Linked DNA regions of Homo sapiens: region 1 is linked to region 2. A link is an interaction called in ENCODE POLR2A ChIA-PET data of the cell type or tissue named here. Cell type or tissue: HepG2. All regions are shown on one strand. Each heading gives the region's core, and the rest is flanking DNA. Links, peaks and the distances in the headings are about the cores only.

The links. ChIA-PET counts read pairs that join two places held together with the same protein. Peaks named below come from ENCODE experiments on the same cell type or tissue, not always from the same donor. Only the 100,000 strongest peaks of a DNase experiment are listed, where the experiment ranks them.
Region 1: POLR2A ChIA-PET joins it to region 2 with 5 read pairs; 1 of 35 experiments calls an interaction of 5 or more read pairs at or near these places.

The regions. Positions count from the first base shown.
Region 1 is chr17:81,725,871-81,728,767 of GRCh38, reverse strand. No RefSeq gene overlaps it. Among named protein-coding and RNA genes, the nearest start is that of SLC25A10, 15 kb to the right of the region's middle. In HepG2, for the core only: no CTCF peak of the experiment used is centred there; DNase peaks (open chromatin) are centred at 684, 1,097 and 1,217.
Region 2 is chr17:81,990,605-81,993,501 of GRCh38, reverse strand. All of the region lies in intron 4 of ASPSCR1 (ASPSCR1 tether for SLC2A4, UBX domain containing), which reads right to left. Among named protein-coding and RNA genes, the nearest start is that of ASPSCR1, 14 kb to the right of the region's middle. RefSeq lists an enhancer at 1,608-2,315. In HepG2, for the core only: CTCF peaks have their summits at 1,427 and 1,767 (motif pointing right); DNase peaks (open chromatin) are centred at 581, 1,071 and 1,621; H3K4me3 peaks cover 1,202 bases.

The sequences.
Region 1 (2,897 bases), core at 107-2,606, 260 kb after region 2:
CAAAGTGCTGGGATTACAGGCGTGAGCCACCACGCCCAGCCTCCTTTACTCTTAATGTAACATGCAGATAACATTAGTTAGTTTCCTGACATTGAAATTCTGATATAACCCCTACGTGATCATGAGGTCTGACATTTCTTATATGCAGCTGACTTCAATTTATTAATAGTTTATCTAGGCTTTCTACATCTACAGTCATGAAACAGATGTGTCTTAATTTTCATTTTGGAGTTGAGATCATGCTAGCCTTCTGTGAAAATTTCAAGACACGGATTTTTCTGTTCCATGAATGTTTGGTAAAAATTCACCCGTAAAACCAGCTAGAGCTGGCCAGGTGCGGTGGCTCACGCCTGTAATCCCAGCACTTCGGGAGGCCGAGGCAGGTGGATCACCGGGTCAGGAGATCGGAGACCATCCTGGCTAACACGGTGAAACCCCGTCTCTACTAAAAAATACAAAAAAATTAGCCGGGCGTGGTGGCGGGCGCCTGCAGTCCCAGATACTCAACTCAGGAGGCTGAGGCAGGAGGATGGTGTGAACCTGGGAGGCGGAGCTTGCAGTGAGCCGAGATCACACCGCTGCACTCCAGCCTGGGTGACACAGCGAGACTCCGTCTCAAAACAAACAAACAAGCAAAAAATGCTGGATACGGTGACTCATGCCTATAAATCCTAGCACTTTGGGAGGCGGAGGTGGGCAGATCACCTGAGGTTAAGAGTTCAAGACCAGCCTAGCCAACATGGCAAAACCCCATCTCTACTAAAAGTAAAAAAATTAGCCGTGGCAGGCACCTGTAATCCCAGCTATTCAGGAGGCCGAGGCAGAAGAATCGCTTGTACCCAGGAGGTAGAGGCTGCAGTGAGCCAAGATCAGGTCACTGCACTCCAGCCTGGGTGACAGCGTGAGACTCTGTCCCAAAAAAAAAAAAAAAAAAAAAAAAGAGCAGACACCCAAGGGTCAACAAACCCAGGAGCAAAACCAACACCACAAAACAGGCACACACAATACACCCAGGAGGTAAAACTCGGGCCCAAAGCCAGCAGAGCAAACATGAGAAGATACCAGGAAAAGTATAATGAACCCGGTCTCCAGAGAGGCGGCAGCACGTCACAGCCAATACACACCAAAGATCGGCTCTTTCTCCCTCTCCTCATTGTCTTCGCGTCGTCAGCTTCGGCCTGCGCTGACTTGCCTCATGGTCACAAGATGGCTGCCAGCAGCCTCCAAGGCCATTTGCTGCGTGGTCCACGCACGACAGGAGCAGAGCTTCCGCCGGTAGGGCCCGGAGTGTCGTCCTTGCCCAACCCACAAGCTGGCAGAGAAGTTTCCATCCCGGAAGCTACAATAAACATCTTACATATCATTGGCCCAGTGTGGGTGACAGGCCCATGCCTAAACCAGTCACTGTGGGCCATGCCGACTGGTTTAAACCAACCCTATTCATGCTGGGAGCTGGGGTCAGGCCCTGGTGCCCTTGAGGCCCAAGGACTGGGGTGGGGTGGTAGCTGCTTGAATAAAACAGCAGGCATTTTACTAAGGGGTGGGGGGCAGGATGTCAGATGACCTGAAGCATCACGTGACTATTTATTTTATTATTTTATTACTTTATTTATTTTTGAGACAGTTTAGCTCTGTAGCCCAGGCTGGAGTGCAGTGGTGCAATCTTGGCTCACTGCAATCTCTGCCTCCTGGGTTCAAGTGATTCTCCTGTCTCAGCCTCCCGAGTAGCTGGGACTACAGGTGCGCGCCACCATGCCCAGCTAATTTTTGATTTTTAGTAGAAACGGGGTTTCACCATGTTGGCCAGGCTGGTCTTGAACTCCTGACCTCAAGTGATCCACCTGCTTCGGCCTCCCAAAGTGCTGGGATTACAGGCGCGAGCCACTGCGTCCGGCCTGAATTGCCACATGAGTATTTATGCACACCCAAAACAAAATGACCCGGAAAGGTAGAACATAAGGCAGGTACGGTGATATTAACATCAGACAAAATAGAAGTGAAAACAACAATGATTACATAGGACCTAGAAGAATATTCCATCACTGAAAAAAAGAATGGTCTGCCAAACGTAACTGTGTGACCATCAGAAGTGTGTCCACAGAGGCTGGACTGCATCAGGGCTCCCAGGGCATCTCTCCTCACGTCTTGCCATCAGAACTGGGTCACATGGAGGCCGGGCACAGTGGCTCATGCCTGTAATCCCAGCACTTTGGGAGGTGGAGGTGGGTAGATCATTTGAGGCCAGGAGTTCAAGACCAGCCTGGCCAACCTGGTGAAATGCCATCTCTACTAAAAATATAAAATTAGCTGGGCATGGCGGCGCATGCCTATAATGCCAGCTACTTGGGAGGCTGAGGCGGGAGAATCACTTGAACCAGGAGGTGGAGGTTACAGTGAGCCAAGATGATGCCACTGCACTCCAGCCTGGGCGACAAGAGCGAAACTCCATCTCAAAAAAAAAAAAGAACTGGGTCACATGGTTTGCCACCACTCACCCGCCTCTCCCCTGTCTGGGCAGACTGGTGGGCTCTGTGCCACTAAGATGTTTACCTGAGACTAAAGCGGCAAGCGCAGACACGGAGCTGGATCACGTCAGGAAGGACTGTGAGGTGCACAGAGGATTGGACAGATCCAGAACCACAGGGAGAACCTTTCACACGCAATCTCAGAATTTACAAGGTTGGCTCAACATAACCAAGCAAGGACATAGAAGATTTAAACATTACGGCTGGGCATGGCAGCTCACACCTGTCATCCCAGCAGTCTGGGAGGCCAAGGCAGGCGGATCACTTGAGGTCAGGAGTTCGAGACCAGCCTGGCCAACATGGTGAAACCCCGTCTCTACTAAAAATACAAAAGTTAGCCAGGCGTGGTGGCAGGTGCCTGTAGTCCCAGCT
Region 2 (2,897 bases), core at 96-2,595:
GTGGCTCACGCCTGTAATCCCAGCACTTTGGGAGGCCGAGATGGGCGGATCACGAGGTCAGGAGATCGAGACCATCCTGGCTAACACAATGAAACCCCGTCTCTACTAAAAATACAAAAAATTAGCCAGGCGTGGTGGCGGGCGCCTGTGGTCCCAGCTACTCGGGAGGCTGAGGCAGGAGAATGGCGTGAACCCAGGAGGTGGAGCTTGCAGTGAGCCGAGATCGCGCCACTGCACTCCAGCCTGGGCGACAGAGCGAGACTCCGTCTCAAACACAAACAAAACAAAACAAAACAAAAAAAAGGGCAGGACTTGCCTCCCTGAAATGAGAACAGACCAAGCAGAAAAGCCCAAGGTGCCACACCCAGGACAGGCCCAGCCCCGACACCTGGGGACTCGGCCACGTGTGTGGGTTTGACGTGTTTTCTTTTGTTTCGTGGCCTTTATTTTTCACGTCCTCAATCCTGGGGGAGGGGCATCCCTTTCCCACCCAGGCCCCGACTCTGACAGCCTGGTCTGGCTGCAGAGGCCCCACAGGGTCGTGGACTTAGCCCCATGGTCTCCCTGGGTCCACTGCCTACAGGGGAGCCCCTTCCCCAAGGGCCTCTAGCCTGTGGAGCACGTGCGCACCACACACACGGCGGGTGTCCTCTGCGCACAGGCTGGGACACACTCCCTAAGCTCCCGTCCCACAGAGCAGCCAACAAAGGGCCTTGGATTTGCCTTCCCTCCAAATGGCTGGAGACTCGGCCCAGAGGCCCCGAGACGCAGGGCTCAGGAAAACACAAGGCCTCAAAATGCGCCGGAGCAGAACCCGGACAGAGGCAGAGAGAGGCCTCAAGGAAGCACAGCCCCCAGGGCCAGGAAGGGGGACAGGGAGGGCCCAGGGTCCCCGCTCCCCAGCATGACACAGATGGCCAGGGGTCCGGAGATGGTCATGAGGCCACTTCTCTACGGCTGGGGAGGCCTGGGCTGAGGGGTGGCCAGAGTCCCAACTCACAGTCCTTCCCCGGCACTGACCGCCAGCTTGGGGACCTCAAATCACAAACAGGGACAGAGCACAGCAGCGTGACATCAAACGCCAGCCCGGCTTTGATGTGCGGCTCCTCCAGAGGGATCAGATTCCCTCCCTCATGCGGGATCTCAGGGAGGGGTGGTGGGCAATCGGTTCCAGACCTTCTACGCCGGCCCAGTGTGCAGGACGCCAGGGCCCGGGGGAAATTCCAGCGCCCGAGGAGACACAGCCCCTACTCCCCCTCCCCCACGCAGACCTCTGCAAGTCCCAATGTCCGCAGGGGCAAGACCCAGGGCCTCCCGGGGACCCCAGGCCAGGCCAAGCCACCAGACACCATGCTCCGAAGCCAGAAATGCAAGAAGTGCTTTGGGGCGCTTCCGCGGGTGCCTGCTCGCAGCAGGGTACTGGCACACTCTCACACACTCTCCAGCCAGCAGAGCTCCCCACCCGGCCAGGGCCAGAAGCCAGCGGGACGGCCAGGAGGGCAGACACGCCTCTGCTGCTGGCTTCGAGGGCATATTCTTTATGCACCACAAACCCCGCCCCGCTGGGGCCCCGCTCCGGCAAGGCGCGGCTGTGTGCTGGGGACAAGGCAGTGAGTCTAGAGCTCTCTGTGTTCATGTCCTGTCTGGGTATGACAAAGCCGGGCGCAAACACAGGTGCTGACGAGAGCCCAGGCAGCAGCATGCGCCCTGCCGGGAACAGAAGCTGTGGCTGCAGGCCAGGAGCCACTGGGCTCAGGGAGGCCCGCAGAGGGCATCACCCACCACATGACAGCCCAGCCGCCAAGCGGCTAGACAGAGCCTGGGAGAGCCTGGGGCAGGCTCCGGCCTTCTCAACCCAGCCAGGTCCAGACAGGGATGGACAAGGATGGACAGGGATGGACAGGAATGGACAAGGACGGACAGGGATGAACAGGGACGGGCAGGGATGGACAGGGACGGGCCGCAGAGCTCTGAGCTGGCCCAGCAGCATGCACAGACCCACCCTGAGTGTGGCCACAGGCCAGTGCTCCACCTGGCAGAGCCCTGTCCTCACCAGCAGCCCATCCCTACACCCCAGCACACCCAGAGGGCTGCAGAAATCACCCAGCTTTCCCGGAGCCACGGCTTTACCTACAGAAGGAGGAACAGGCTGAGATGCACTCAGCCAGCCCCCAAGCACTGAGTCAAGGCTGGGAGCAGAGGGCTGGGGGCCTGGGAAGAGATCCAGCCAGGGGCCGGGCACACTGGGGGCCACTCCCACCTGGGGTGCCCACGCCAGCACAGCCCGGGGGCACCTCTGAGAGAGGACAAATCCCCTCCATGGCTGAGCTCATGAATCTGATTTACAGAAAGCCCACCCTGCTCCCTCACGGTCTTCAGATGGAAAGCGGCTCAGCTGCTGTGTGAGTTCCCACGGCTCACCCTTGGCATCGTTCCACGGCAGGTCTCGGTCACCCACAACAGTCCCCGGTTCTCTTCCTGCTCCCAGCAGCTCAGCATGGTCCATCCACACCCCTGCCTTTCACCACTTGGCAACTAGGTCCTTACGGGACGTGGGATTCAAACTACGGGACTCGCCCGCCTGCCCTCGTGGACTGCCCAGACGTGCTACAGTATCCCCCGAGTCACAGTATGACCTCCTGGGGCTAGTGCCTGCTGGCTCTAAACCCATGGAGAGAAACTCCTCATAGGAAACCCGTTAGCATAACAATCTGTACCCCAGCAAAGATGCTGGTCAGAAAGGTACTCCCTTTCCTCCTCCGGGTGCCTCCAGGAGGGCCGTGTACCCCCAGGGCCCGTAGGCCATGAAATCCTCATTTCCATCTCATGCGTCTCCTATCACGGAAGGCACACTCCCCGTAATAAAGATCTCAAACTAGACACAGGCCCACCAGGCA